3 separate regions of the Mus musculus genome follow, and regions 1 and 2 are each linked to region 3. Evidence: chromatin loops called from intact Hi-C (ENCODE). Cell type or tissue: left cerebral cortex. All regions are shown on one strand. Each heading gives the region's core, and the rest is flanking DNA. Links, peaks and the distances in the headings are about the cores only. Region 1 holds the start of Tafa2 (TAFA chemokine like family member 2). Region 2 has its middle 66 kb from the start of Gm40795. Region 3 has its middle 45 kb from the start of Gm36771.

What was found. Peaks named below come from ENCODE experiments on the same cell type or tissue, not always from the same donor. Only the 100,000 strongest peaks of a DNase experiment are listed, where the experiment ranks them.
Region 1: a loop joins it to region 3, with 2.7 times the contacts of the local background. A loop is called at or near these places in 2 of 42 quality-filtered maps.
Region 2: it touches region 3 in a loop (9-fold over the local background); 4 of 42 quality-filtered maps call a loop at or near these places.

What each region holds. Positions count from the first base shown.
Region 1 is chr10:123,257,643-123,268,746 of GRCm38, forward strand. It overlaps Tafa2 (TAFA chemokine like family member 2), which reads left to right and starts at 6,434. Exons shown (of 5, transcript NM_001252387.1): 1 at 6,434-7,899. In left cerebral cortex, for the core only: a CTCF peak has its summit at 6,305 (motif pointing right); DNase peaks (open chromatin) are centred at 6,420, 6,883, 7,293, 7,924 and 2 more places; H3K4me3 peaks cover 2,099 bases; H3K27ac peaks cover 2,072 bases.
Region 2 is chr10:125,496,064-125,507,167 of GRCm38, forward strand. No RefSeq gene overlaps it. Among named protein-coding and RNA genes, the nearest start is that of Gm40795, 66 kb to the right of the region's middle. In left cerebral cortex, for the core only: no CTCF peak of the experiment used is centred there; a DNase peak (open chromatin) is centred at 5,372.
Region 3 is chr10:125,110,408-125,121,511 of GRCm38, forward strand. No RefSeq gene overlaps it. Among named protein-coding and RNA genes, the nearest start is that of Gm36771, 45 kb to the right of the region's middle. In left cerebral cortex, for the core only: a CTCF peak has its summit at 4,102 (motif pointing right); a DNase peak (open chromatin) is centred at 4,128.

The DNA of each region.
Region 1 (11,104 bases), core at 3,472-8,471, 1.9 Mb before region 3:
TGAAGACCAAGCTGCATATGTGTGGGGTGGCCCAGGTCCAGCCGGTGTATGCTCTTTGTTTGGGGGTCCAGACTGAGAGCTTTAAGGGTCCAGGTTAGGAGCCACTAGGGTTAGCTACTCTTCTGAAATGAGACTTGAGTTGAAAACTGGATTCAAACAGTTGAATGCAGCAAACAAACAGGTGTTTTCAAGATCAGAAAGGGTTCGGTGGAGTGCCTTGGCGCACATGCCTGTCTGTGCATACCTGCGCATGCGGGCGCGTGCGTGCGTGCGTGCGTGCGTGCATGCTGTGTGCGTGCATGTATGCCTGTATGTGTGTGTGCGCGCGCGAGTGCATGTGAATGTGTGTGCACACGTGCACAGGCACGCACGCACCCACCCACTCAATTGTTTATGTTTGTTTGTATATGAACAAAGAAGACAACTTTCAAGATTTCCTGGAAGCCACTTGCGGATCTCAGAGCTAGATGAACGTTACTTTTGTGATTCTCAGGATGGAGGCTTAAAGTCATTGTTAGAGTGAAAAAAAATGTAAACACACGTTATCTCCAAATCTCATGAATCGAGATACATTTGACATCAACCTGTTCATATATGCAGCCTTTGTTAGCCAAAGTATAGAGTAAAGATGTACATTGCTGTGGAGGAAGTTCCTGGATATGTCAGGTGACATAGACTCACGTGGTGTTTTGCTAAGACAGACAGCCGTGTTTTGCTGAGGCAAGACCTGTGGGAGGACATGTTTGGAGAGAGTATAAATAGGACTCAATGGATAGTGATGGTGTTGGAGTAGTTATGTCACTGTGGGTGTGGGCTTTAAGACCCTCATCCTGGCTGCCTGAAAACCAGTCTTCTGCTAGCAGCCTTCAGACGAAGATGTAGAACTCTCAGCTCCTCCTGCACCATGCCTGCCTAGATGCACCGTTCCTGCCTTGATGATAATGGACTGAAACTTTGAACCTGCAAGCCAGCCCCAATTAAATGTTGTCCTTGTAAGAGTTGCCTTGGTCATGTACAGTTTACTGTTCACAGCTGTCAAACTATAGCTAAGAAATTGGGAAGATGCTTATAGCAGATATTCTTCATCTTGTGAACTAAATATAGACTAAATAAAGAAGTTAAAAAGGAAAAAGTCTGAATTACCAAGTCACTGATTTCAGGTTAGAACGCAGTGCCCTGTAAATGTTACTTATTTCCAGTTTTCAAAACCTTAAAGACATTTAAAACTAAACATATGCATGTACGCTCGTCTGGGGGATGTGTCCATGAGCACACGTGTCTGTGGGGGGAGGGGAGGGGTTGGATTCTGTGGTGCTTGAGTTAAACACAGGTAGGCGCTGCCTGGTGTGGGTTCCAGGAACTGAACTTGGGTCCCCTGCAAGTGCACTTCGTGCTCTTCAGAAGGCCATCTCTCCAGACACCTTAACTCCAGTTTCACCAATCGGACTCTGCTACACAATAGGTACATTCGGAATGTGAGTTAATACCATGGGGATTCATTCAGTGCCAGAGAGGCAAAGAATTATGGAGACACGTTTTATACTGCTGGTGAAAATGTTTAATAACATGAATGAGCCCAGAGATGATGTTCTGGACAAACTTCCTGCAGTGACCCAAGTCAGGGGCTCTGTTACCTTTAGTGGGACATCGATGCTTCTCACAGCCATCTCATAAAACACGTGATTTAATTCACCGTGCAAAACGTTAGCCTCTGCGGTAACTAGAATGTAAACAACCTCTCGTTTCCCCTGTCCAAGGTGCTTATGCGGGTCTGCCTGTTAGAGATGGGGATTTTGCCATTCGAGCCTGGGATGGCTTTCCAAACCCTGTAGTCCAGGGACTGTGACAAACCGGATTTCAGTAGAGACTTGCAAAGTGGCTGGCATTGAGGTTTCCCCTACTAATACTCTTAGAAACCCGAGGCCATCCCGACAGCAGTATTCACTGTATCACACGGTATGCACACGTATGACAGGCATGCACTGTAGCACACGTCTTCACCATTTAATTGAATGCTAGAAGGCGTAGTTACTTTCATCTCTCTCTCTCTCTCTCTCTCTCTCTCTCTCTCTCTCTCTCTCTCTCTCTCTCTTCATTCAGTCACTTGTCAGACAGGGAGAGAAGGAGATGTATTGCTAGGTGTCTGCAGGCCTGTGAGAAAGCCCAGCTAAATCCAGACAAACTTCTTTACCTGAGACTAAGCTAAACACAGATAACCAATCCACAGAAATGTGGCCCAAATCAGCCACAGGACAATTGTATGATCTTGGCTCTTTTGCACACCTTTTTTTTTTTTAATTAAAAAAGATTTACTATTATTATTAACTGAATTCCATATCATTCACCTTTCATAAACATTATTATTATTATTATTATTATTATTATTATTATTCACTTCATATCCTACTAACTGTCTCCCTCCCGGTCACCCCTTCCCACAACCCTTTCCCCCTCCCTTCTTCTCTGAGCGGGTGGGGGCCCCTGGGTGTCCCCTACATCCTGGCACATCAAGTCTCCTTGAAGTTAGGCACAACCTCCCCTTTGAGGCCAGACAAGGCAGCCCAGCTAGAAGAACACATCCCACATACAGGCAAACATTTCTTTGGGATAGCCCTTGCTCCAGTTGTTCAGAACCCACATGAAGACAGAGCTGGACATTGGTTACATATGTGAGAGAAGGCCTAGGTCCAGCCCATGTTCATTGGCTGGTGGTTCAGTCTCTGCGAGTCCCAAGGGTCCAGCTTAGTTGATTCTGCTGGTCTTCCTGTGGAGTTCCTATCCCCTTAGGGGCTGCAAGCAAAGCAACCCATCTTCTTGTCTTGAAGTTGTGTCCCTGTGTGTCTGATAGGCGTGTTAGGGACTCTGCGACTTATAGGGAGACTAAAAGTTACCAACATGTATGTATACCACTTTGCAGTACATGGAGTGAGGTTTGTCTTCCCTTTATCTACCTGATTACATGAAACAATTCTATAAATGTTTAAAAAGTATGTCTACAGTTAAATTGCATGTGGTGGTGCATACCTTTAATCCCAGCACGGAGAAGGCCTGGGCATGTGGCTCTCTGGGAGTTCAAGGCTAGCCTTGAGACTGCTCCTCACCCCTGCCAGTGGAAAAATTCTCTCAACCCCCAGAAGTTGAGTTGAGTGTAGTGGTCCATAGTAGTACGGACACTAGAGAGGATGGGGAAACATCCTATCTAAAGCTTGCCGGGGCTTTATCCCGGGCAACTTGGCTAGCACCGTATTTTGCTAGAATACGATGGAAAAAATAAGTATGGAGAACGTGGCTCAGAGATAAAGGACTTGCTGGGGATGTGCAAGGCCTGGGGTTGGTACTCATGGGGCTTCCTCAGAGACGATGGGAATGGCTTGGGATAAAAGTTAGAGATGATGGGAATGGCTTGGGACAATGGAAACAAAAAAAGGTAGGCAGGTGGAGGTGAACGGACCGTGTGCCGCTCTCTTTATGAGTTCGCAGGGAACCCGAATTGTATTCATTCTCTTAAATATTATGATTCCTGGACGAACAAACGCAGGGAACCAGCGCTGCGTCTCCTCCCACCCCTTTCTTCTTAGTAACGTCTCTGCAGTCTTATACACGTTTTGTTAGTGACATTTCAGAATCCTGGGTCCTGATAATTTCACTGTCCTTGTAACACAGGAGACGGAACGTTTTCAAGTTTGGGGGGATGGGACACTGCTGAGAGACTGTGAATAAAAAAACGTAAAAAGCAAAGTTGACGGCTGGCTTCTGATTTGGCAGGCCTGGTTTGAATCCCTCCACCGGCTCATTTCATTCACAGGCGAAATTGGTTCAGCTCATCTGTTTTATTGGATGTTGTGAGGATTTGAGATGAGGGGTTGAGATAACCTATAAACCTTCTACTAGAGACTTAAAGTGCCTCTAAAATCTCTACTACGGCTGAGGGGAATGTGTAGTGCCGTATAAAATACCTCAAACCACGTCTGTTCTTAAATACACCCAACCATAAGACAAGCCTTTCTATTCCTAGATATTTACTTATGAGAACTGAAAGATTCCCTCATGCTCAACTCAGAAATAACACAAGAGGTGCATGTCAAATAATGTTTAGTGTTAACTATGGAGAAATAAGGAAGGTGCGACCCGTGGCTGCAGTATCAGGGAGAGATCTCAGGGTAATTATTCTGTTAGAACGATGCTGGTGGGGGTGGGGGTGGGTGGAGGGAGACGCTGGCGGGGGGGGGAAAGACACACCACATGATTTGACTTATCAAATCTGTAGTATGGACAGCTAACTGCAGCCAGGTGTACCTCAGTAGAATAGTTTTCAAGGCAGAGAGAAGAAAGTTTGCAAAAGTAATGCTTGTTGCAAGTTCTCAGAACGCACTGAGTTGTGATGAACTTGCAGTCCAGTTAAATAAGTATTTTAAAAAATGTATATTCATTTAAAAAAATGTAGTAGAGTTTTGAGGAGGCAGAAAGGTTAACCAGATGGCAGGTTATCAACTCCAGGGTTCTGCTAAGGCGGATGAGTGTTTATCATTTTGATTTGTGTGTGTGTGTGTGTGTTTTGGAAGGAATGCAAAGTATTTTGTTTCAGAGTCCCGAGAGTCCTGATTTCCACACCTCCATCTGAGTTATTTGGATTCATTTGCCTGGAGATTAAACAGAGAACACAAAGGCATTAGGGAATTTCAGCATCATTAGGTGTTGGGTGAGGATCTGTGGATGGGGAAGGTCCGTTTTATTTTGTAATCACACAGTTATTCCCTTTACTAACTTTTTAATGTGCTTGTACAAATACAGTGGATTAAATTGTAAAAAATAAGATTTAAATGCCCCACATTTTAGCAGCAGAAATAATAAGATAAATTGATAGGCTTTCATGAAACCATAAAGACCCTTAAGAATTAGACACGAGAAAGATGATGGGGGAAGGCCAGGGTTTTGAAGTTATGTTGAAATGATTTTTTCCTTATAGTGAAGAATACAGGTTTTAATGTCATTCTTGCTTGAAATCTATGGCTGATCAACAGACAGAAAATTACAGTAAGATTTGCAATGAAACAGTGCCAGGTTATTTAAAAAGAAAAAAAAAACAACAACAAAAAACCTTGTTCCCCCAGGAAATGAGTTACCATGTAATTGTGATAAAATAAAAGTCTTTAATCATACGAGACACTGGTCTTTTGAAAGAGGTCATTTGAAGATATGTTGTGCACAATGATTGCCATGCCCCGGAGTCTCACAAACCTACCAGATACAATCGATTAAAATTCAAAACCCTATATTATTTTGTTTTGGATTTTTATTTGAAATTGCTTCAGTTACTCCCAATTGAAAAAGTAAATTATTGCCTTTTTTAAAGAGTAGACTAAGTACAATGATCAAGTTAGAAAAGAATAAATAAAAAATTCAAAATGAATAGAAAACTGTTTAATCATGACCTTGATACATATTTTCTATTTAAAAGCACACAAATGCCTAAGGCACACCTCCCACTAAATGACAATGTTCACAAACTCTAAACAGCAAAGTTACAGGTGTGCCTAGCTTAGTTGTGTCTGACGTAACAAATCTTTTTAATAAAATTTGCAGGAATGCTTTGTTAAAATAGCCCTCCCAAATCAACTACATAAAACCCTTTAGATAGAAAATAAGGCTAAATTATGTTACCATAAAATCACCAGCTAAAACATATTCCTTAGTTCTTAGTAACTATGGTAATAAGTGGTAGTTTATAGATGGTGGAAAGAATTATGCTAATCTTTCAATGACTCAGGGCTGGGGAAACACAACTACTTAGACCTGGGGAGAATTTAGCTAGTTTGAAAAATTAACCTAGTGGAACGAGAGAGGAGTCAGTTACAGACAAGATCCCTGAGTAAGCGTTCCAGAGTCGACATTTTCTCTCATTGTGTCTAAGTCTTACTCATTTTTCGTACTATCCTAACCACTAGCTTAAATGTTTTCTCATTCATAAGCACGATCAAAATGAGCTGAGTCTAAGAAGTCCTTTCTTGGAAGATCTTATGTACACCGCTTAAACCAGGACCCAATTTGGCCAAACCTTAAGGACATGACCTTCTAGGATCTGTCTCTGAAATCTCTGTAAAGTTAGGATATTCCTTTAGCAATGAATATGCTATCATGGGATTGTGTTAAAACCCCCTTAACTTTGACTCTGTCAGAATTTGTTAGTTGTAGAAATTCAAAATCCTCTTAAATCGGATAGTGTAAGAAAATTCTTGTTTATTTTTTTGGAAGAAAAATTATGAGTCTCCGTGACAGCCGGCAAAGCGTTCTAATCCAGATTTACCGCTAGAGGGAGACATAGTCCAGCATTTGCAACGTTTGCTGTCTTATACTTTTTTTTTTTTTTTTTTCTTTCTGCAGGAAGGTGGTTTGCTCTCAGCATCTGCAGCCACTGCTGACAGAATTGGGAGGGAGACAGAGGGAGTCAAAGCCTCCCGGTCCAGCCGTCCCATTTTACTGCTTAACTCAGCCTGGAGTGTCAGAACCCATCTTTGCCTGCCTTCTCTGTGCTTTGTACAGTGGGGCCAGTCGCTCCCAACGGCCAGCCCGCTGAGTGGAACAGGGGTCTAGGGTGGACTAGCAGGGCTCTGCCCGTTGGGGTGACTTTCGAACATTATCTTTAGTGTATTTTAACAGTACAGAGCTTGTGGTGGGACTCAGAGAGGGAGAAGCTTTGATTGCTTTTTAAAATTATTTTATTTTATTTTATTTTTTGGCTTTTTTTTTTTTTTTCTTCTGGTGATCTGGATTTGTTTCCTCGGGCCCCTCCCCTTGTTCCGTTCTTTCTCACTCCCGCCTTTGGCGAAGTGACACAGGCGACACCTGCTCGCTTGTGTCTGCTGCTGGAACTCGCACCTCCAAGGTGGTGAAGGTGCCGGCGCGCTCGTGACTTGGGGGGACAGCAGAGGGGTTCCCTCCCTTGGAGCACACGATGCGGAGAGTGGCGGCGGGTGGGATGCGAGGAGCTCTACCGGCTGCACTTGGAGGCGCGATCGAGGGGCTGCAGCTGGCCGGGAGTTGCTGCTAAGTGGACGCGACTCGACGGCGCCCAGGTGTCCGAGAGGGCACCCGCGGGACCCGAGTGCGAGCTGCGGGAACGCAGGCGTCTCCCGGGGAGGACGCCGGCCGAGCGCACAGCCCGCGAGCCTGCTCAGAACCGCTCCACACCGGGAGCCTGCAGACCTGGGAGAGCCGGGGAACTCGAGGAGTGTGCTCGGCGGCGGAGGCTGCTCTGCTGAAGGTGAATCACCGCGTCCAATTGCCTTTCCCTAGAGAACCCGGGGGAGGGCGGGAGAGGGGGAACGTGTGAGCGCGCGCGTTTGTGTGCAAGGGAGAGCCGACGCGGGGCGAGAGGAAAAGTCCTCGCTCGCCGCTCAAAGCAAACAAACCGGAGATGGAATAAGAGCGGCGGTGGCTGGAGCCCGCCTGGATCCTCGCAGTCGCGGGAGCCGAGCGCACCACCGCGCGCAGCGCATCGCCGGGGACAGCGGGCGACCGCGGGCGCCGCCGGGGGCTGCGGAGACTTTGGCTCTCCCCCTCGGTCGACGACCCTTCCGATTACTTTGACACTGTGGGATAAAGAGCAGAGCCCGGGGACCGACCTCGCGCGCTGCACCTTCCTTTTGCTTCGGGGAAGGGGGACCCCAGCTTGTAGGTGAAGACGCTGCCGAGCCCCCCTTTAGCCTTCGGAGGAGGCAGCACTCACACTCGCTCGCCCTCTGCGAACACACACCGGCGGACTTGAGGTCCCTATGCCCCTGGATGGTGCCAGCGGACCGGCATCTCGGAAGCGATGCAGGAGCGGTGAGGCTGGCGTCGGCCCGCGGAAGCTACCGGACCATCGCTAGGTGCTGCCGCCCCCGGGACGCCCGGCTGCAGGTAGGTGCGAGCCGCGCCTTCGGGGGCCTTCGGGCTTTGGGGACCACAGTGGCCGCGCGAGGTCTGCGCGCCTCCACAGCCCTCACCAGTACTGTCTCTTCCCTTGACTATCAACTGGGCCCGGGGGCAGAAACCGGCTCGTCCCAGGAGGCCAAGATGAGGGTAGCTGTGGTCCCGCAGTCGGCATCCTCCTGCCCCCTCCCCTCCCGGCAGACGGCGAGGATAGGGGCGGGGAAGAGGGACGCCCGGAGGGGGACAGAGCCATGGCAGGAGGCTTGGGGAGCAGGGTCCATCTTATTTCAGAAGGCGAGAGACCCAGGCGAGGACCGAAATGGGGTTCAAATGGATCCCTCACCAGTCCTGGCTGGTGGGCATCTGACACTTTTCATAAGCAGTTGGGGGGGGGGGTCGCAGTCAAGGGAGAAATCAGTGAGGGGTGATGGTCCACGGGAAGCTCTCGCATCTGGAATGTCTACTTTCTGTCCACTTCTGACTAGTTAATTCCCAGGCCTGTCTGCAGAGGGTGGGCGTTTCCAGGAGAATATTGACTCGTCCACCTCTAACTATTTCCACAAAGAATCACATTCATAAGTTCCGGGGCCTCACCCGCTTAAAGGTTTATTTAGCTCTGGGAACAGTCTCGGTATTACCGAAGGAAACTGCTTTCTGTAAAGGGTACTTCAAGGGAGCTTTCCTAAAGTATCGTTTAATAAACAGCGTTGGCGGGGGGTGTGGGGGAGAGCACAGTTCGGGGTGTGGGGGTGGGGGCCACGACTAATGGCTTGTCATTTCTTTCCGGGTAGATGACTTCCACATCTTGCCAGTAGCACAGATCTTTTTCTGCCCACCTGCTTTGCTGTCCATTCCTCCTTCTAAGAGGCTAGGTGTCTCCCAGGAGGTGTTTTCTTCAGGGGAGGGATGACTCTTGGCTCTTAGTCAGCAATGCCACATTTACAGAAGGCGCTTCTGCAAAGGCAAAGTTTGAGGTCTGTCGCTCTGTTTCTCTGGAGCTGCGGGCTGAGCCATCCGGCCTCCTCTGGAGGCCACTCCATAGGCTCTCTAAGAGCCCTAGGGAGACCAAGCTTTTCCTCTTGCTCCACATTCCACTGCGTGGCCAGTGTTAAACAATTGCCTGAAGCCTTGGGAATTGAATGTGTAGTTACTACAGTGACCAGCTCTTCCACACCCTGGGCTGAGTGAGTTCATCTCCTGCCAATAAGAGAGAGGATGAACCGGCCTCCTTTTGTGACTGTGAAATCTCCCCTTGAATATCAAAGTCCTCCGTGGGGTTAAAAACAAAGAAACAAAAGCTCATCTCAGTCTCAGAACCTAAGTTTCCCCCACCCTATGAAGAGCACCTCTCCCCCCCCCAACCCCCCCAATCACTCGGTATCCCAGGGCCTTACTCAGGACTGGGTGAATTTCAATGACTGTGGACCGACTAATAATTATCTGGTTCCTGTCTGCCCAGTCAGATTGCTTTGGCCATCCTCCTTCCTACGGTTATCAATTAGCACCTTTAAACTGCTCTATTAGGCAAGGTAAGTTAAGACAGTTGAGTAATTAATTTAAGGTTTCCATGTGAAGTAATAGAGATTACTGGCGAAGAAGATTAAAACTACATTTGATGTTTTAAAGAATCAGAGCATAAGGATATCGTATTTACCCTTTCCATGTTCAGGCATCGATGCCCAAACTAGTGAGTCCTTTACAGTTTCAAAACCGGCACCCGACACCGTGCATTTTCAGGAACAGGTCAGGCATGTTTGTCTCTTTTCCTGATCCACGCTGTTCTGGATCTCTCGAGGCCGCTATTTGGATTGTGACCTTTTAAGAGTCTTTATTTTTAAAAGCCACCAGTAACCACTTACAGGCCATCAGTAACCACACTGAAGCTTATTTTATTCTAATTCCCACAATTTCCAGTGCAAACAAGTGGACTGTATTGTTTACGTGTGTAAGGTTTTGAGGAAGCCTGTTACTGCCAACAGAGCACTCAGGCACGGGGAGCCTTGTAAGAGGCAAACATAGTTTTAGTGCTGTTTTATTCAAAATGGCTTTCAAAAGGCTGATCAAAGTCTTGGTTCTTTTCTTGCCTTTAGGAGCAGTGGGTGACTAGGTTTTCCTTTCCATTTACATACAGTGCTATTTGGTGTGTGTTTCTTTTAGAGGACTCAGGGAACCTTTGTGTCAAAGCAAATGCCTACATAATGCTATAAGTTGTGGCAGAGGGGAGTGTGAGGGCTCTGAGTGAGTGTGCGCACGTGTGATTCTGAACCTGAGGAGCGTTAGTTACTTTAACAGTGACAAACTGGAGAGAAAAGATGCTGTCAGCTTGGGTCGGCGTGGATCCACTGTTCGTAGGCACTACGTTATCTGCATTATAGTGTTCACTAGCCACCAAGTAATAGAACTCGATGACACGGCTGTAGAGAAAGGTCTATTTTTAGACAGAGCCACTTACCCCTCTTAAAAATTTATAAAGTGCTGAAACTTTTGGGGGTGATCTAACATTTTAGAGAAATTGTGTTATGTCTCATCAGAAAGATTTAGTAGTCCTGGATCTACTATCTGTGAGACAGTGTTTTGATAGCCCGCTTAAATGGCATTTTCACATGGAAATGCACAGAGTACATTTTAAGGTTGATCCAGTGCCAACTGGATCTTCTGGATTACCCTGCACAGGATGGGGACTCTCCAGCACTCACTAGGCCCTTCTTATCACCGCCCTAAACAACAACAACAACAACAACAACAACAACAACAACAGCAACAACAACAAAACGGTTCTGTTTGAGCACATTTGAGTTGAGGAGTCATTGCAAACAGATGGGCATTTACTAATAAGGTTTATAATGAAGCCCCGAAGGAGGAGCTTTCCAAAGTGACGTTGGGTTACATATTTGAAAAGCTGAAGCAATCCGAGTGCCTCTCCTGTTCACTCTGCAGTACTTCCTTAGAGATGCCTCGTTAGGTAGTGTTATTCTGCGGCTTTTTTGTTCACTGGAAATTCAAGTAAAAACAAGGAACTTTACCACGTCCTGCAGTTTTGTTTCCTTTGGTGAAAAGGATATGCGGGGGTAAAATAAACATCCAGTGTAATCCGCCTCAATCTATGCTTCTGGGCACAGTTACAAGTGCAATCCACCAATCTGTTACGAGTAGGGCTGCATCAAAACAGAGAGAAGACATTCATTAATGCCAA
Region 2 (11,104 bases), core at 2,886-7,885, 390 kb after region 3:
CTGTAGATAAAAATTGTTACATCAGTGACAAGCCTGAGTTTTTGAAGAGCTGGTTACTTACTCAAGGTGAGTACATATAATTTGTTTCTCTCCTGATTGCAGAGCTCACCACCCACCAACCAAGAAGAAACAAAATAACATTGACAGTAAACCATCTCTAATATTTCTTACAATATAGAAACGATTCTCAGTGCTGTGGTGGTATTTATTTTGTTGCTGACTGAATTAAACATTCTCAACTAACTTTTTATTTCCTCTTAGGTTGGATTGCTTCTTACAAATCAAGCTTAACAAAGTGTAATTTTGTGCATATGACACAGAACCTGTCAGTCTAGGGGCTGTAATTTCTTTTATTCTAAAATGCAAAGCAGGAGAGTAGTTGTATTTTTTATTCTTTTAATCGTTGCCTCAAAGGAGTATCTAATGAATGGAGGAAGAAGGAAATGTTAATGAAACTATGATGCAGATGACAAGTGAATGCGGTCAGTTCTGGAAAATCCACGAATCAAAATCACAGTTTGTAAAAGTGTGTGCATGTCACACTATGCTTTATTCTATATGGGATTTCTCTTATGAAATTCTAGAAGTATCAGAGTATGACTTGTGGGCGATTGATACATATGCCTCCATTAAATAGTATTCTCAAACATCCTTAGGCATATTAATAAATTGCATTAGTTTGATTTCAGGTACTACAGAGCTCATGAAAAAAAATCAGTCTTGTTGAGGTGAATCTCAGAGATCAACCCACTCCTGGTTATATGGTTATTGGCTACAGGATGCTAGAGGAAAGTGATCACATTTAAATGGTAGCTGCTAGAGCTCTGGGTGTTCCTAATGGGGAACGGAGAGCACAGAGAGTACCTTGAAGCCACATATTACAAAATGGCCTCCATAACAGAAATAGATGGGACTGTATAGTATTATCATTGAGAGTATATAATTAATCTTTGAACACTATCCCATGTTTCTTTCAAGCAATTATAATAAGTAGGTACTTAAAAATACAACCAGGTGCTGTGATCCACCCTGCATCTACATTGTCTCATTTCATATGCATGTACATGAGAAGCACAATCATGAAATATGCATGAGTATAAATTTATAGAAACATGTATGTGCATTATCCCAATGTGATTTTTTAAAAAATAAAATATGAAGGTATTTATAACTTAAAGACTTAATTTTTTTATGTTAAAGCAAATAGATTGATATTTGTGCCCCTTCACTGCCTGAGATTCACTTGGTGTGGAGTATTCACTAAACAAAGAGTTAAACTTGTTAGATGAAGGCAGTGCATTAAGGCAGGGCTTTGAAAAGGTGGTGACATAGAATCCGTAGTTTGAGTGGCTAAAGTGTTTGGTGTGGCATCATGCTAAGAACAGCTTTCTGAAAATACCATTTAGACTCATGGAACACTTGATATAACTGCAAAATAATTACACATTATTTACAAAAAACAAACAAACAAACAAACATAGGTAAAGATTGAAACAGTCATTTAATCTTACTTAACAGTACAGATTTGGTCCTAGCTTGGCTGCTTATATACAGAGTATTCCCATTTAATTCAGCCTACATCTTTTAAAAAAGGGAAAAATAAATAAACAAGTCTACAGAATCCTATCCATTGTTAGTGAAATCTAGAGAAAAGGGCTGGAGAGGTGGCTCATAGGTTAAGAGCACTTGCTGCTCTTGCTCAAGAGCCTAGTTCCATTCCCAGCATCCACATGGCAGCTCACAAGCTGCTGCACTCAAGGATCACAAGACCTGATACTCTCTGCTGGTTTGTTGATGCGTGCATAGTATTGAAATATACTCATGCAGTGCACACACATCTATGTGAGGGAACATACCTACACATAAAAATAAACAAATACATAATTACTAAGCTCAGGGGAGATGAATTCTTCACGATATGCAGATTACTTTACTTGCTATAGTCTGTTGTTGACAGGCTATCACACATGTTCTCTTATAATATGTAGGATTCATTGAACATTTTTAAGATGTTGTTCATAATGGAGAATGAAAAGGTCACTTACTAAGTTGGGTTATGAAAAACCCAGGTGAGGACCAGCAAAGAAAAGTCTTGGTTAACATTATCCCCAATTCTCCTCCCACCAGGATAATATTAACAGGCAAAATGCACCAAACTTGAAATCTTTGCAGATACCATACACATTAAGTGAGCTTAGAGATATCCCAGAAACCTTATCAAGTAGTGGGCATGAATGTCTTGATGACACATTGAGGTTCAACGTATAAGAAAAGAAAGGCCTTTCAAATAATTAGAATGCAGAAAACATTTAAAACATGTACAGCAACTAATCATTTGAATTTCTTCAACGTGGACATTCTAAATTCACCTTTATTTTCTACTTAACTATATAAATTATCATTTAGTGTTGGAAATAATTGTACTGACTGGAACAGAAGAAATAAGGAAAATGTTTGCAATACTTACAGTGCCATCTATTGGTTGTGGAATCTGTTATTTCAGCACTAAGCCAAACTGCCCCAATTATTACTAGGTAGAAAAGGAATTACCATGTCAATCCAGGCAAACCCACATCCAGTTGTATGCTGGGATGTTTAAAGATAACACTATGTACCTGAGAATCTTACAATTGGCTAATACAACTGACAAGTAAAGAAAGAGACAGATGAAAACATTTTAAGCTTAAATTGTATGCTAACAAGGATCGAATCAATTAAGTGTCTACCTTGTGGTGTTTACTCATGCCACAAACAAAATAAAACTGACTACCCTGTGTAGAATGGATAATTCTGCAAATGCTTTGCAACTTTGACAAATGCACTGTTAATCTTCCTTTGTCATTGAAAGCATAAGAGAGGCTGTTTTGTGTCACAAAATTGGTTCAATTAATAGCATTTTCCCTCATGCAAAGATCAGAAATGAACAGACAAGACTACAAAGTACATTTTTTAAAGATGTCTTTTCTAAAGCTCCCTTTTCACATGTGCATTATAACTGCCGTTGAATTAGATAATTTGAACATTCAAATTAAAGGACATGAAATTAATTAATTCCAGGTAAAATTATTTTCTTACTCAATTTTACAAGTACAACTAATTGAATAATGAACAGTTCAACCTAGAAAAAAGGGAAGCAGCCTTTTTAAAGTTTGGCTCCCCCTGCTTCATATAATGGCTGCCTTCATAGCTTTTATCATCTATAAATGATGCTGTCAATGATGGGGAGAGAGGAGGGGCAGGAAGAGAGAGTAGGGGGAGGGAGAGGGGGGAGAGAAGGGAATATTCCAGTAACAGAGAGTGAGAAGGCAATGATGGGACATATGTGGTAATTATGATTGACTAAAAAAAAATACAATTTTTGTTTGTAATGATTAATTGAAATTTTCCCCTTTCTTATTTCTAACCCACCTCATTTTTTATTTACTTTTCTGTATAATTTTGAGCATTTTGCTTTTGTACAGTTTACTATAGGTTATTTTATTTAATATTTCTGTTCCCCCACATTAAAGAATACATGCATTTACAAGGGGTAAACCTTCATGATGTTTTATAGTGTGTGTGTGTGTGTGTGTGTGTGTGTGTGTGTGTGTGTGTGTGTGTGTGAGAGAGAGAGAGAGAGAGAGATATTTTTAAAATAAAATTTATGTCTTTATTTTTATATCTATATATTTTTAAAATAAAATAAATTTGATGTCTAGTCTTCCAGAATATGCTGTTTTTAGTTTCCTGGGTTGATCTTATTGGTGTGTTTCTCTGTGCTGATACTCAGTTTTACCAAAGGGAAAAGGATGTCAATGGTGTCTCTGAAACATTGGTTGCATGATACAATTTCTGCAGAGCTAAATCTGCTCAGAAATAGAGTCCTATTTTCCAATATTTTCTCTATTCAAATAGATTGTTTGAACACATGGAAGTTATAGAACACAGTACATTCCATTGTCAGTGCTACCAATCTCCTCAGGAGGGTGAGCTGGGCAATGAAACATTCAAAAATGGCAGTAAAAGCACACAAGTACTTGTCTCTTGTCTATCATTCAGAATTGCTATATCTGACCCTCATTCTTTGTTTCCTCCAGTATCTCCATGTGAGATATTTTTGATTTCACACTTTATTCAATATTCAGAGAACATGCGAAGGAAACTGCTATTTTGTGCTTAAATGATAGAAGAAATCAACAACACTGAGAGCTCCCAGACAAATACACCATTTTTCATTAGACTGGAAATCGAAGAGGCTTTTGCAATTTTAAAGTATGCTTTCTTCCTCTCCATTCACTGTACTAGCCTCAGAAAGGTCATCCTTAAGAGCACCGGGCTTAATGTCTGTAAGCACAGAGCGTCACTCACAATGGACCTCAGACAAATACAGCAAATGCCTGCATTTAAATCATTAATAATTAACAAAGCTCAAAGGGCTCATCAGTACATGGCTACTTGAGTATAAGCTGTTATTTAGAACCCTATCCTGCCAAGAAAATATGTGCTTGAAAGCCAATTTAGATAGGAAAACTGAAAGAGAAGACTCTTGCACAATGGCATGACGTGAGCAGTGTTTGTGGCTAATGACGTAGACCTGTTCTGTGCTTCACTTCAGTGTCTGTATGATGGTCTATTATTACTTTTCCTATTTCTGCATTAAGAACATCCTTATAAAAACAACCTAAGGAAGGATGGTTTATTTTAGCTCACCTTTGAGAGGACAGCTTCTCATGGCACACGGCTAGAGCCTGAAGCAGCTGTTGATATGGAGTGTGTAGTCACCAAGAAAAGAGTGAAGGATGCTGCTGTTCAATTAGCTTTCTTCTTTCATCTGTCTAGGATTCAATCCCAAGGACAGCTGGCCAATCCTTCCCAGCTCAACCAACCTAGTCAAGGCAATCCCTCACAGAATGTCCAGAGCCCATCCTAATCTAAAGGATCCGTGCGTGGCATGCCTGAAAGCTTGTTCTAGGTGATTCCAGATCTTACCAAGAAGACAAACAACACCAACCAGTACATTATGCAAGTCCAACTTCCTATAGAGAACTATGCAGGTCACATCAATTTTCATTTCCTCTATCAGTCTAGAATCATTAAGAATCTGAACTGTAGAATAGATGTTGTGTCTGTCTACACTCATCCCCTGTGTAAACATGAGCAAGTTGCATAAATCGGTAGAGCCTCAGTTTCTTTATATATAAAATAAAAATATAAAAATCCTGCTGAGCACTGGGGAAAGTACTATTTATTGCAATCCTGCTTGGAAAGTCTGGTGTGTAATACATATTTAACAAGCTTTAGTCATTATTATTTTGTAAGCATCAAAGCTGTGTTTTTCACTGATGGGTTTTATTTTACAGAGAAAACAGTAAGGGTAAATGAACAGTCAGCCTCCAGGCTGCCTAAATTTACATGTAGTTTACCGACTCTCATTTGAAGAAACAAAGACTCATTTCTGTAGCTGTTCAGTGCAGATTGTTGAGGCTTGTGGGACAGACTGTAGTTGGTGTGAAACCTTTAACCATGCAGAGAGAATGGATACTGGTGTAAGGACAAAGGCTCTACATCAGGGGAGTCTGCAGAAATCGTGCTTTTCTTCTCAGAATGGTCATTGAGGCTGCCAGACTTTCCTGTAGAGCATTAAAGAACATGCTGAGGATTAGCTCTTGGAGAATTTCTTGCAAAATATTTTGACCACATTTTACTCTATCCTTTGACTCCTCTCAGATCTACCCTTCTTCATTATCCATCCAATTTTGTGTCTCCTTTTCTATTTTTGTACACCTATAAAGTACATTTTGTGCCATTTATGTATAATCCTGGATGCATATTCTTCCACTAGAGCACGGGGTAAGTGTATTGTTCCCCTGAAACATTTAACAGAGGCAAATCCATTAAAGAAAATAAACCTTGGGACTTTCTAGAAAGTCCCAGGTGACAGGGACCCAAGAGGTTTCCAAGACCCAACAGGGAAGACATTAGCTGAAATACCCAACAAAGAGGAGATAGAACCTGCAAAGACCATATCCAGTGGATAGACACAGCTTCCAGTTGAGGGATGAGTCCACCCACCCACCTGAAAAATATTAATCCAGAATTTCTCATGTCAAAAGGAAATGTAGGGACAAAGAGTGTAGTAGAGACCGAAGGAAAGGCCATCCAAAGACTGCCCCACCTAGGGATCCATCCTATCTTCAGACACCAAACCCAGACACTATTGTGGATGCCAAGAGCTTGCTAACAGAAGCATGGTATAGCTGTCTCCTAAGAGTCTATGCCAGATCCTGACCAACACAGATGCAGATGAGATGCAGGCAGCCAAACATTGGACTGAGTATGGGTACCCCAATGGAAAAGTCATGGCAAGGACTTAAGGAGCTGAAGGGTTTTGGAACCCCATAGGAAGAACAACAATATCAACCAACCAGAACCCCCAAAATCCCAGAGACTAAACCACCAACCAAAGAGTACACATGGAGGGACCCATGACTCCAACTGCATATGTAACAGTGGACGACCTTATCTGACATCAATGAGAGGGGAACCCCTTGGTCTTGAGGCGGCTGGATGACCCAGGGTAGGGAATGCTAGGGCTCTGAGACAGGAGTGGGTGAGTGGGGGAGGGAGCATACACATAGAGGCAGGGGGAGGTATAGGGGGTTTGTGAAGGGGAAACTGGGAAGGAGTATAACATTTAAAATGTAAATAAATAAAATAATCAATAAAAATAAATAGAAAGCAAGAAAAAGAAAGAAAGAAAACGAACTCTTCTTCTTGTAGAAGCTATTGATTACCAACAGCTAGGGATAGGACCACATTGCCACTTCTATCTTCCATGTTGGGATTTGGTCTGCCTTGAGCTTACACAGAAAGTGTGCCTGCTATCACCACCATTGAATGTAGTGGGTTGGCCAGATGCCAATTGTATTCTAAAGATAACTACTGGATCCTCAAGATGTGGTTGTTCCGACTGAGCAGATCCTCATGCATTTGAGGGATGCCATGCAAACCTTCTCCCCGATTTAACTATAGGTCAGTAAAACGCTAGAACCTGTAACTGGGCAGGTGGAGAGAAAGATGGCAGTGGAAGTTCAAGGGCCCGGTTGCAGGGAGAGAGAAAGAGGGAGGGGGGAGGAGAGGGGGGAGGGGGAGAGGGAGAGGGAGAGGAAGATGGAGAAAGAAGCAGCCATGGACCAGAACTGCGTGGCCAGGAGAAGCAGCAAGTAACAAGGGCTGTTACAGCTGGGGAATAAGTTAGCTTAGCTCTAGATCTGTCCAATCTGGGCATACGGCTCGTAAATAAAATATCTGGCTTGTGCGTCATTTATACGGGCTTATTAGCATTACAAATTCCTAGTACAATTGCGAGTCATTCGTGCAGCTTCTGATGGAAAAGTCCAATTTACAGAATCCACGGTCTCTTATTTCTGCACTTTGCCCAGTTTTAAGGAGCCCTGTGTTAATCACCACCTACGGTAAATAGAAGCAACTTGACTCTCTAAAACCACCCTCCAATACATTTCATATTTCAGTTTCTTACATCATGGATTGTGAAGAATATACTTTTTGAGATAGTCTTAAGCCAAAATGGAGATCTGAGTGAAAAGCATAGGTTTGTGATATAAAGGTGGGCAAAGTAAAGTGCCAGGTCATGAGACCACCATGCAAGAGTAATGAAGCATAAGCCAAGCAGAAGAGGGCTAGTCAGGGTTAGACAAGCCATGAAGGCAGAGAAGCCTCTGAAAACAGTGGGGAGCCTTCTGGAATCTACAGGGTTATCTCTGATGACACAATGCCTTCGGTCTGCAGTCTCATTCTTCCGGGTTTATTTAGGTACCTGCTGTAACATATTCCTCACAGCAACTGTGTGAGAGAGCTAGTTGCTATCAGCATGAACATTTTCACAAAGAAAGACACTAGGGTACAAAAGCAGTCAGTAGCTTGAGGAGGCACACACGAGCTTCTTTTTGCCCTACAGAAAATGAGGTAACCACCCTTCCTGCTCAGGGCTTGTTATCCTCTTGCGCGCGCTCGACTGGCCAGGAAGAACGACGCTGCAACAGGATCCTTCTGCACACGTTTATTGGGAGAGCTTGATTGTAGAGGCGAAAAGACCTCGAGCCCAGAACTGGTGCTGTTTTTATAGGCCTAGGAGGGGCGTGTCTCACACCTGGATTGGTTATGCACTAAGCCTTATTTGCATGTTCCTCATCTGATTGGCTACTCTCTCTCAGTACCTTACAGAACCTCATTATCATACCTCATTTGCATGTCTCACATCTGATTGGTTATACTCTCAGTACCTTACAGAACCTCATTATCATGCCTGGGCCAGGCAGTGTCTTTGCAAAAAACTTTACTCCATATGTACACATTGGTTGTTTGTCCAATCTTATGCGTGGTGGCCAGCAGTAGTCAGTGCCACTCTGCAACGGCACATGTGGCTTCCCACATCTCCCCCTGTTTGTTTTAATAAAATGAGGCTGGACTAGGCCTGTGCAATTATGCCCATCCGCCGTGGCTCCTGTTTTAGGTCGTTCCTCTAATGTCACAGCCTTACCCGTCATAGGGTAACCCTATCGCCACCGGGCCCCATGTCTTAGGTTGGACTGTGCACGAGGAAAGTTGCCCGTCTCTGGATATCGCAGTGCTGTGTGACAATAACTGCTAAATGACCTAGGGCGAACTCTGCAAAAGAGGCCAGCCAAAAAATGAATTAGTGGGGAAATCATGATCACCCTATTGATGAGCAAGGGCTGATCAATGATCGTTGAGTCTCTCTCATCCCATCTCATGCTGACTAATTCTTGAGCATAGATAACCAAATTTCAGGGGAGGAGCCGTTTTCAATAGCTAAAAGTGCCTGAGTTATAATCACCTTGTCACGTTTTTGTTGGGTTCTGAATTTGCATACCAACCAGAGCATGAACACCAGTCCACAGCATATGGCAGCACCAAACAAAATCACTCCCACCCATTCCTTAAAGTAAGAAAAAGCAGAGGTAAGCCAAGAGGTAAAGTCTCCAAGGGTCACTGGTTCCACTCTGATCCCATTAAGGTTCAGGATCTGCATCTGCAGCCTCGTCTGCAACCTTTCCAGCTCCTGCGACCAGTTGCCCTTCAGGTAATTCGATAGGTCTGTACTTTTAATAAAAGAATTATTAATGTACCTATTGGGAGTAATGCACACATGCAAAGTGGATGCCACACAACTCATTTGTATGACATCCATTATCTGTTCCATGTCATGTTGTAAAATATCCACTCTCTGATTCACTAACATTAACCCTGAGGTGATATGAGAATTTACCCTTTGCAGGGTAAGCAATGCCTCAGACGTTTTTTCTGCTATCTGACTTATAGTGTCAGCAGTATTAATTTGATCTGCCCAATTAGAGATAATCTTTTTCTTAAAAAATATACAGGGTGTAAAAGGTTTATCCACATTATGCACAAAGCATAATGTATAATTTAAATGAAAACTAGTACTCTTATACACCCGTGGCTCTTGAGGAGTTTGTCGTGCATAAGGCACATCCAAAAAACATTCCTTTGCAAAAAACAAAGGCTAGGTAGAAGAATTGGAATGTACCGGTAAAGGTACTGGCCATGATCTTACTATAAGTATAAAGGCATACTTATCCTGGTTTCAATCATCGGGAGCAGGAGAATCATCTTGGGGTTCATCTTGCTCTTTCACGGTCCTTGTCAGTCGCGTCGGGACCCAAAGTGGATTTTCTTCACCCTGTGGAAAAACACAAATAGCTCCCTGGGACCTGATTAAGATAGGATCCAGGCCATACCATTTATTATCAAGGACATTTTTCCATTTGACCATTTCATTGGGCGATTGAGGCCATTGTCCATGCCTTTCAGCTGGTGATCTTCCAGCATCATCTAATTTTAGAAAATTAAGAGTAAATATTGCAAGGGATAGAGCCATCTTTGGCTCCATAGCCTCTATTTCCCCTTTCTGTTTTTGCAAATATTGTTTCAGAGTGCGGTGGGCTCTCTCAATGATGCCTTGGCCCTGTGGATTATAGGGCAATCCAGTAATATGTTTTACTTGCATTTGTTTGCAAAATTGGCTAAATTTAAAAGAAGTATATGCAGGACCATTATCTGTCTTTAACACTAGGGGCTTGCCCCATGCAGCCCAAGCCTCTAAGCAGTGAGATATGACATGAACTGCTTTTTCCCCTGTCAAGGGAGAGGCATGTAGGACACCAGAACTGGTATCGATGGATACATGTACATATTGTAATTTCCCAAAAGATGGGATATGCGTGATGTCCATTTGCCAAACATCTAGGGGTCGCAATCCGCGAGGATTAACACCCACGGAAGGTGCATTAATAAATTCTACACATTTACCACACTATAGGACAATATCTCCTAATAATTTTTGAAAATCATTTAGTGTCTTTAGATGATCTTTTCTTATACTAATCTTTTGTGGGGTGACACATCGTAAAGTAATAGTGGCTCCTAGAAAATGACTAACATTAGACTGCTGTACCTTTTCTGTTGCAATAATCAAGCCATTATTTTTTAAAGTTTCATTAAGCAAGCCATAAGCTTGCTGTATACTTTCTTCTTCTGGTCCACCTGATAACACTGTGTCTCCTTTCTTTTTCCTTTTTCTTTTTAAGCCCTTCTCCTCTTCCGACATACTTTCTTGTTGCTCTGTAAGGATTTTCTGACCTGTCTTGACTGCCTCTACACACAGTTTCAAACAGTAACGGAGTCCATATATCAGAACAAACAAGACCAAAACTATCAGACCTACCCACACAGGGTCAATGGGAGAAAAAAGAATAACTCATGAACCTTAACTTGTCCCAAAGCTGGGAACCTTATCGTCTCAATCCTTTCTTTCCTTCTCTTCTCTCTTTTCCTTTTCTCTTTCCTTTTTTTTTTCTTTCCCTTTTCCTTTCCTTTACTATTTCCTTTTCTTTATCACTGATTCCTTTTATTTTTCCTCCCTTTTCTTTTTCTTAAAAAACATATCCCCCTTTAACCTGGGGATCAATTTGGGAGACTTACCGGTGCCACCGTTCCTCAGCTGAAGAGTTCTGAATCCATGCAGTCGGATCCTTCTCAGCAGTCTGTTTTGCAGGAACAC
Region 3 (11,104 bases), core at 2,219-7,218:
AGAATCAGCATAGTTTGTACAAAATGACACGTGAACTGAGAATTTGACAACTACATGCTTTCTTGGTCATTTTTACTCTTCCACAAAAATGGGAAATAACCGTGGTGGGTTCCAGGCACATCTTATGTTGAGCATCCTTCCTCCATGAACTTAAATGCCACTCTCTACCATGCATAGTTGGCTGAGATATGTAGAGTACCTGCTCCTTTATTATCACCAGAGTTTGGTAGTATCCCGTTATTAATATAGTGACCCAGGGAGGAAAATACTCAGATAATTGACATTTATGTAAAATATTAAGACAGAGAAGAGAATTAACATGAGCTAAGCAAAATGGTGTGACAACATAATCATCATTATGCCTAGATAAAATAATTTCCTTTCTCTAAACTGAAAAAGAACAAGAAGAAATACAGGCCAGATGAGTGACTATATATAAGATGCTAAAAGCCTTGAGAATTTGCTCAAATAAAAACCCAACATGGCAGCAGAAATTGAAGCCTCAACTGGTAAAATTTATGGCCATCAATCTTCATCAACCATTTCCTATCTCATTTTTGAAAGAACCATAAAGGTTGATTAAATAATGACACAGAAATACCCAGCATTTCTTCCCAGAAGACATTACTACATGTGATATATATCTTGGCAGGGGCATCATGGTCTCCAGGAGTTTGTGAGACTTCCAGTTGGCATTTCAAGCTATAATAATTCTTATTTCTCTAGTCAGGAATCCAATGTGGTTATGCTGACAGCTGCTAGCTCTATCAATTCCAAATATCCTTCATGGGACTTGAGTACTAATCCTAAAGTGTGTGTAGGGTTATTCTATAGTATACAGACTTTCCCAATGCTTTCTTTCTACCTGACTTTTAATTCTTGCCTTAAATTGTGTCCTTGTTTTAATTAGTATCCTATAACTCCTATGATGATGTTTTATTTTCCCAGGAACCAATGTTAGGTCAAGTCACTTGACAAGTGTCATAGGTCTAATGGGGAAAGGATTGGGTATTTTTAAAGGGTTTTTTATTTTTATGTGCATGAGTATTACCCTCACATGTACATAAATATGCTGTGTGTGTGTGTGTGTGTGTGTGTGTGTGTGTGTGTGTGTGTGGTGCCTGAGGATGCCAGAGAAGGTGATGGGTCCCCTAGAACTTCAGTTACAGGCTATTGTGTGGGTATTGCAGTGTGGGTGCATCTAACCTGGGTCTTCTTGTAAGAGTAGTCAGTGCTCCTAACTGCCATACCATCTTCTCAACCTCAGATTGGATAATTTTTATTATCTATGATTTCTACAATATCTCAGGGTCTTTTTCAAGCCTACAAAGCTTGTTCACAAAAGCAGCCATCATTTTGTGAGTTTAATTTGCACTGACATAAACATGAAACCACAATTTTCTATCTGAGTAACTTACATACTTGTCTCAACAGTTCTTATTTGTTACGACATGACAATGCCTTTATTAGTGACCTGTGCTTCTTGTCTTAAAGAACACATTTTATTACTCAGCACAAAAAACCCAAATGAGCTTCTGAGTGCCCATCTGATCCTGATCCCAATTATATGATTGCTAGCAGCTTGTAGCCCGTGTGTTGTAGCTGCCTGGTCTCTGAAATCCTAAAAGCCCAACATTCCATTGATAGTAGCCAGCTCAATCCCATGGCAACAAATTGTACCATAAACTTCAGCTTACAATAAACAAACCAATAATTGTGATGGTGTGAATAAGAGCAGCCCCCATAGAGTTAATGCTTCATCATGCAGGAGTGGCACTGTTTGAAAGGATTAGAAGGATTAAGGTGTGTGACTTGTTGAGGAAAGTGTGTTGGGATTTGAGCTTTCAAAAGCCCATGCCAAAACCAAAGTTACTCTTTCTGCCAATAGATCACAATGTGGTTGCAAGCTACTGCACCGGTGCCTGCCTGCATGCCTCTGTGCTTCCTGACATGACGATGATGGACAGAACTTCTCAACTGCATGCAAGATCTGAAAGAAATGCTTTCTCCTACAAAAGTTGCCCTGGTGTCTCTTCACAACAATAGAACGGTGACTAAGGCAATAATAATAATAATAATAATAATAATGATAATAATAATAAAGTGTTACATTTTTCAATATTTAATGTCATTTTTTAGCAGTGCTAAATAAAGTTTCTTTCTTGCCTTAGAAAGAAACATCCATTGGGCATTTGGGAATACAGTAAGGGGGGATTTTCAGACCTTACATTGTTAATATTCCTTATATCCCCATGATAATTAATATTCCCAACTTGATAGTTCTTAGAACCACTAAAGAGACAAGCCCCTGGCTATGTCTGGGAGAGGTTATATAAAGGACTGTAAGTGAAGTGAGAAGATCCAGCATCCATGTGGGCAGCAGCTTTCCATGAACCAGGCTCTCAGACTATATAAGCAGAGAAAGCTAATTGAGAACTGGCATTTGTCTTTGTTTCCCGAGTGTGGATGCATTGGGACCTGTTGCTGCAAGGTCCTGACACTACAATTTCTCTGTCATTGTGGACTGTACACTTGAACTTTGATCAACACTAAACCTTTCCTTCCGGACGTGTCTTTTCTCAGTTACTTTTTCACAGCTTAAATAAAGCCACTAATACATTCCCTGGCTGGCCCTTATCTGTTATTATTTCAAAAGTATTCTAGCCTCTCTCCAGGACTAGGTAAAACCCTTCATCATGTCTGAGTTTCTGGGTACACATGACTCCAGTCAAATATCCCAGCCAGAACCCTGAACATCAAATGAGACAGTTTATCCATCACAACATCTACTCCCATCTCCCACCCTCAATTTCAAATGCCTGAAAACCCATGGTAGTTTCTGCTGCACTCTCTTCCAGTAGAATATATTAACCATGTCTTGCAGATAATTTGGTTTCACCTCATTTCCTCCTGGATTGTCTCAGCCTATGAGTACAGCATAGATTTGATTGTCTCCCTAGATTCCATGAGGCTTCCTAGGGGTAGTTTTGAAGAAGGGGAAAAGCCATGTTACAAGTCACCCAGGACCTGGAATGGATAGCTTGCTCTCTTTATAAAGAAGGAAGCCTGTGACATGTCCTTTAATTCTGGGTTTCTATCCAAGGCAGTGATGTTCCTCTGGCTCATCTTCATCTGTGACCTCAATTTTGCTGTTTTTCTTTCAGAGGCCTGACTTTGACATTAGTAATAACTGACAGTGGGCATTCAATCTCTTTGGCAATCTTGCCAAACTTTGCAGCTACACTTTGAGTCTAATTTTCTCTCTTTCCCCGGGCACTAACAAAGTTTAGTGTCTCCTCAGAAGCCCTGGTACATCCTTTACTTCTTGACTCAGTAGTGCTGATGTTTTCCTTATTGTCTACTGGTAACATTTTAAAATCATTCAAAACAACTCAATTAGCCTACAATTTTGAAAGACTTTATTGCACCTAAACCAGGTAAACTCCATAGCAAGCAAAAATTCCACCATTTTCCTAATGCCATCCCTGGACTTTGATGAAATGCTTGCCTTATCCGTCTTCACATCACCATTTATTTATGATGGGGTTGCTATAACAGAATTCCTAAGACTACACAATTAGCAAATGGCAAAGAAGTATTGTCCACAGTGATAGTATTTTGGAGGTCCAAGACTAAGACACCGGTAGACACAACACAGCTGCTACCAATACTGTTCGATCATGGAATACTGACCAGTACAAGACAGGAATAGAAAAAGGAGAGGCACTCGGTTCAGAACAGGTGGGGTGTGCTCACTCTGATGGAGCCACACCAACTATGTGACAGCAACGTGGAGCCTCAGTATCTTTATTGCATATAGCTCTAAGGGAGGTATTGTCTAGTCTATACTGGGGGCCTCTGTGACTGAACAGTCTCAGATTGAAGTCCTCTGGGTGTGATTGATAATTCCAAACACTGGCAACAATCACATGTGGACCAGAGGAAGGCTCTTTTCTTCCCTTGACTCTGAGACAATGGGGTTCTTGACCTGGCAATGTTCCCTCTGGTCAAGCAATGAACTGTTACCCAAAATTCCATTTGGTGTTCACACATTCACTCCATGCTTCCTTAAACCCCCAAACAACAGTTAGCTACACTTAGCTACATCCCTCTAGATGGCGGTATGGGCCAATACATGGAGGAAGAGGTATCACAGTTTGTGGTGGTTTGAATGAGAATCCCCAAGACTCCCTTCCTTTGAATGCTTGGTCTCTGTGTGTGTCCCTGTTAAAGAGGTTATGGGGAGTGAACCCTTGCTGGAGGAATGATGTCACTGGAGGCCACATTTGAGGGTTAAAAGCTTCTCTCCACTTCTACTCATTCTTTGGCTTATGATTTTGGTAGAAGACATGATGTCAGCATCCTGCTCTAGCTTCCTCCCCTGCCATTGGGCACTCTCCCTCTGGAACCATAAGCTCTAATAAACTCTTCCTTCTATAAGACACCTTGGTAGTAGCATTTAAACATGGTAACAGAAAAGTAACTAAGACAGAGCTCCCTCATAGTCAGCTTTGTTGAGTGATGTCATCACTTGCTACTGCTCAACCAGAGAGGGAATTCCAACATGTGATTTTGAGGGAATGAAAGCATTCATACCATGAGGGTGTTTTGTTTCTTTGCTTTTTTGTTTTATTTTGTTTGCTTCTTTTCATATTTTGCTTTCATAAATCACAGAACTGTTGTCCAGGAGAGTCATTTCTCCCGCTTGTCTTTACAGAAGAGAATGTCCCTGGTTATTGCTTCTTTTCAGTTCTAGAACCTTGGGAATCAGCCTAGCTAGTTCCAAGATGTTAGTCAGAACTTTTTATTTTTTAACCAGTAGCAAAGAGTATTTAAATTGTGATACATCAAACACCTACTTACAATACTTATTATCTTTATCAATGAACATGCAAACCTTTCCCCACATTAAACATTTCATTGCCAGGGGCTAAGGATACAGTTCAGTTAGTAGAAGGCTTGCTTAACATATCCAAAGGTTAAATGGACAGCAGTGTATAGACTTTCTGTGCTAGTACGTAGACTTGTAATCACAGCACCCAGGAGATGAAGGCAAGAAGGTCAGAAATTCCAAGTCATCCTTGGTAGCACAGTGAGGTCAAGACTTCCCTGGGTTGCAAGAGACACTGTCTCAACAACACAACAACAACAAAGCTATCCTGTTAAACAAACTAAATCCCAAGTGTTTGTGTTAAGACCATGGGGGTTTGCATGAATTATTACTGCACAGAAGTCTTTGTTTTATTCTTATTTGGTGTGTATGTTATTATCCTCTGTTCAGTTGTCTTATATTTTAATTTTTAATGGTTTTGGGTGGACTTTCAGGGGTACAAGCACTCATATACTGTAGTAGTAATGGTGTATACATTCTAAGCTTTTCTTTTCTTGTCATGTCTGATAAGTTTAAACACAAAGGAAAATCACATTTGCACCACTCATTTCTGGATTCTACTGAGAACCTTTACATGTTTATTTATGAAACATGGTCTCAGCTTTTAAGAACAAATCATAGATGTGTGTGTGTTATTGTGAGAGAATAGATCACAGAGATACGGAGGTAACATGATTTTCTATGAGCAGTTTTCTCTTCATTTTTATGACATTACAGAAATGAATAGCTACTCAACTGTCAGTTTCTTATTCTTCATATGTAATGCTTTTCTTTCACACAATACATCATAAAGAAAAATAGATACAAGTACCATCTCGAAAACAAGAAAAACAGAAGGACACACCTGTAATCTCACACTTTAGAAGAGTAACATTATGATAATTACAGATCTGAGACTAGCCTGGCCTATGTAGTAAGATCTCTTGTTTTAAGAAAAGAGAAGGAAGGGAATAAACAGTGGATATATAGAACTATGTTTAGTTTGTTTGTGCATGTGTATGTTCGGATATGGGTCATATGTGAGACAACCATTGGGTCATTCTTCAGCCCCCATTCATTCTTTCTATTTTTTTCTAAATAACTGGTCTCCCAATGATGTGGGCCTTGTTGAGTAATCCATGCTGTCTAGACAGGGAGCCCCACAGGTCTGTCTGCCTCCATCTCTCCTGCACAGAGACGACAGCTGGGTGACACAATCTGTGGCTTTTCCACATAAATTATAGGGCCAGCATTGATTCCTTTGTGCTTTTGGTGCAAGTATACCACCAACTGAGACATCTCCACACACCCTAAGGTATCTTAAATTATAAACAAGACGGTGTGAATAAAGTAAGTGATAGAGAAGAAAATATGTCAGGGAGGGAAAATAATGATTGTGGAAATAGCAAATGTTCTTAATTATTATTAATCTTATCAGTGATAATAATACCGATAGCTAAGCTACACACAGGTTTCATAAAGAAGGTCAATTTTAAATAAAATTTGAAGAAAAAAAAGTATGAACATGTGTGAAGGGAGAAAGATTTAGTGCATCATAGGCATAGAAAAGGTGAACAGGTGCTAACAGTGAGCACCCGGGTGGCAGAGGATGAACATATTGTAAATGACAAGTAGTTTTGGAAAGCTAGCCCATTGGTTACCTTTTGTGTTCATTTTATGTTCCTTTAACCAAGAACCTGACACAAGTCATCCTTATGAGGATGCCTTAGAAGGGCATTTCATACTGATCATAACAGCACTGTTACAATCCAGAGAAAAACCGGAGAAGAGAAAACAGCTACATATGGCCCCATAATACAGGAGAATAGCACTGTGCGTTGAACATTGAGGAAATGAGTAAGTGTGAAAGAAGATAAAAGGTAAAATGCTGAACTCTAGTTAGACTACAGTATGGAGAACAAACAGTAAGGTAAGGTTGAGTGTTGAAAAAAGCTGAGCCTTTCAAAGATCACAGGGAACTGGAGACAAGGAAGCAGAATCTCTAACTGCTGGGTTATCTGAGAAGATGATTTGCTTTTATTTCGGTGGTAGACCATTACTAGGTTCAATTACACACCAGAATAAAAAGATCCATATACAGAAGGCTGGTTCCCAGAGGTAGCCAAGGGATAGGATCCAATATATGAGATATTAAGGGGCTTGGGTTACTCCAATGTCTGTTGTTCACACATAATTGAGCAAAGTTTATTATCCATAAGTTGTACTAAATGAAGAATTTGGAGTGAGAAGGAAGACTTCTAGAAACAATTACCTAAGTTTAGAAATTTCAAGTAGATCCAGGATAGGAGAACAAAGGGTGGGAAAAGCTCCAGACAAATGGATAAAGAGGTACTGAGGTGTGTGTGTGTGTGTGTGTGTGTGTGTGTGTGTGTGTGTGTGTGTGTGTATCTGTGTGTGTGCATGTGTGTGTGTCTATGTGTACGTGTGTGCATGGGTGTATGTGTCTGTATAGGTATGTGTACATGCATGAATAGTACGCTTCTTTTCTTTTTTCTCTGTCCCTGTCTTTGTAGCTCTCTCTGTCTTCCTTACTCTCTTTCTTCTTTTCTGTGGGGTGTGTGTGTGTATTTCTCTATGTGTGAGTGTGTGTTTGAGTATGTGTATATTGTGTGTGTGTGTGAGTGTGTATGTGTGTGAATGTGTGTCTGTCTGTCTGTGTGTGTGTAGGGGAGTAAGAGAATGAGAAACAAGCATGACCAGGCAACAGTGTTTAAAAGACAAAAAGTATTTTTTAACTGAGAAAGGATTTCAGAAATAGACACAGTCATATATATGTATATGTGTAACTTGATGCAAGAAAGAGGAAGGTAATTGGGCATAGAGAAGAAGGAGTCTAATTCTATGCAAGACAGCTTTGCTGGAGCAATGGGGAAACAAGCTGGAGTGAAACTAGCAAGCATAGAGTGATGGAAATCTCTAAAAGGGGCTGAGTAACAGAAGTGATGGGGAATGTGATAGACAGACCACCATCTTGTCTGGCTAGGATGACTAGCAGTTTAATCAAAGGCTAGCCACTAAGTTCTTCTAAAGAAGATAGATTTTAGATGTTATGAACCAACTCAGGACACCACAGCCTCTGAAAAAGCAAATTCATCTTCACAATGAGATTTTAATTCATAGAAAATGTGTGAGAAAGACTGGGGGGGGTGTCTCTTTAAGATAAACTCTCCATTCAAGAGTACATAACAACTCCCATCAGGACTGTGGGCCTAGAGTAGTATCTGACTTTCTTGACAAGATTTCATGAGTTCATTCTGTAAATAAATCTCTTCAGGTGCATAGACATCCAGACATGCACACACGCGCACACACACACACACACACACACACATATAGATATATATATATCATATATCTATATATGTGTGTGTGTGCATATATACACACACACACATATATATGTAGATATGTGATACATGTAGATAAACAGAAGGGCAATCAGGAAAGGACAGATAAGCTACAGAGTCCATGCTAGCCTGAAACTTGAACTTCAGTGAAAGAGTGGGATTGTAAGTGTGCACCACCATCCTTTCCGTGTTGCCTTTTAACATAAAGAATAAGTAGAGCTACTGTAAATGGGCTGCTGCTTCTCATTCTTTTTTTTTTTTTTGAGAAGCCATATAACATTTCATCATGATGTGTTCATAATGTATAAAGCATGCTTCGCATACCTCCTTCCAATTAACTCCTGCTTCTCTACCTTCCTCTTCCTAACAGCTTTCTATTTTCATGCCGTCTTTGAAAGTCCGCTCTCAGAAAGTGAGAGGAAATACCCAGCATTTCTCTATCCGGCCCTGGCCTATTTCCCTTAACGTGTAAGTAATCCAGAAGCCCCCTGACATGGTTTCTGATTACAAATGCCCAAGAGTTCTGCTGGACGTAATTACTGATGTTTTCTTTTCTATAACTTTACTTGGTGCTAACTATAAACCCCAACCTACACACGACTTCAGATGCTTCAATCTCATGAAACTGATGTGTGCTTAATATCAATTGTTTGTTTGTGATCTGTGGGAGGAAAACAATCAAGAAATGGCGTCATTAGCAGATGTATCCCCTTAGCTACAAAGTTGGAGAATTGAATACTTTCCACAATTTCTACTCCAAGAATGGTTTGTAAACACTGAGAGCTAAACAAAGAGGGAAGACAGCTAGACTATGATTATGGATCTAATGTCTCATCAGAATGAACAAGCCTATTCACATACTTATACATACATATATGTGTGTATAATATATATATATATTATACAGTCTAGACAGCTAGACTATGATTATGGATCTAATGTCTCATCAGAATGAACAAGCCTATTCACATACTTATTCATACATATATGTGTGTATAATATATATATATGAGGGGTGTGGGTGTGTGGGTGTGTATATGGAGAGAGACAAAGAGACAGAGAGACAGAGATAGACTAAGATAGTAATACTACATTGAGCAGAGAGGAAATAAAGAGATGCTCATACTCTTTCAAAATACAGCTGAAAACCGGGCGTGGTGGTGCACGCCTTTAATCCCAGCACTCGGGAGGCAGAGGCAGGCAGATTTCTGAGTTCGAGGCCAGCCTGGTCTACAAAGTGAGTTCCAGGACAGCCAGAGCTATACAGAGAAACCCTGTCCAAAAAACAAACAAACAAACAAACAAACGAAAAAACCCTGCTGAAAATATAATTTAACAGGCAACTTACATAGCTGTATTCTTAAAGTGTGCAATGATGTGTTGCCTTATATGACATGCAGTTTAAAATCCAGTAAATTCAGGAATAATCATTGCATTCATTTCAAATAGAGTTAATATCACTTGTAAAAAGCATATGTCTAAAACAACCCAGAAGCTGGGGCAATGGTTCAAACTATCAATGCCTGCCATGAAAGATCCCCACACATGTGAAAGACAGTCATGGCAGCAATGCTCTAACTAAGCACGGAGGACAATTCTAGAGGAGACTCTTGCCTCCTACTATCTTATTAGCCAGCCAGCATAGTCATTCAGAGAAATTCATGTCCAGTGAGAAACCATGTCTACTGAAATACAGTAGTAAACAACAGAGGAAGACACTCAGCATCAGCCTCTGACCTCCACAAGTGTGTGCTCACAGGCACAGAAACACACATACACAGCAATCATCACCTACCTTTCAAATATTGCATTTTTCCTTGTAAACCTTAGTCATAGATATTTATAAATTTAGAAATAAGATGGTAGCCTTAGGTGCTCTTTTACATAATGTAGATCTATTAAATTCATTTACTCTCCATAAAAGTCTTATGAATGATTCATTACAAAATTCTGCATTAACAATAAGGAAATAGAGAGATTAAGTAATCAGTGCCAGAGTTCTGGTAAGGACAAGGGGAGAAAGGTATAAAACAAGAATTAAATGTAAACTTTATGGCTTTCTTAAGTATGCCATTACAAGGGCCCCAGTACAACTCCAACCAAATGCTCATAGGCACAAAGGATCAGGTTTGTTGTATGTCCACTAGTGTATGTGTCAACATAATAAGCATTCTGACCGACTTCATGAACGAATACAACGATGAACCCGAGGCGCCAAAATCTTAGGGAACGTCCCCAAAACGTCAGAACTTGGACACAGCAAATCCTCAGTCTAAATCCTTGATCTTTATGATTTTTAGTAAGAAATGAGAAGGGACCTGATGGCTTTTGGGCAGCAGCTGTGTATAAAACTGGAGAACTGATGGGGGGGCGTGTTTTACTCTATAATGAAGTCCTTGACTCCAGGAGCATGCATGAATGAAAAGCAAGTGCATACTGGAGGAGTCAGGTTTATTACCAATGTGACAAACTGCCCAACAGAAATGGCATAGGGGAAAAGACTTTATGTTGACCATTTATCTCAGAGATCTCAGTCTATAGTCCTCGGTTTTGTTGATTCTGAGGTCACGGTGATACAGAAGAAGCATAGGATGAGGGTGAAGTGGAGGGATGAAGATGCTGTCCTCGTGACAATCACCATCACATACACACACACACATACACACACAAACTTTCAGAGAAGTTTATATTGTGATGCTAGAAAGAAATTAGGTAGCTATTTAGCAGAAAATTATTTGGTGACTGGAAAATTTTGTTTGGTGGTTCATTCAGATCACTAGAGCAAGTAGTCACTCAAAAAGGATAAATAGAGCTGTAGAACTAGCTAACTCCCCTGCCTTCCGCTGATAGAATGGCGCCAATGAAG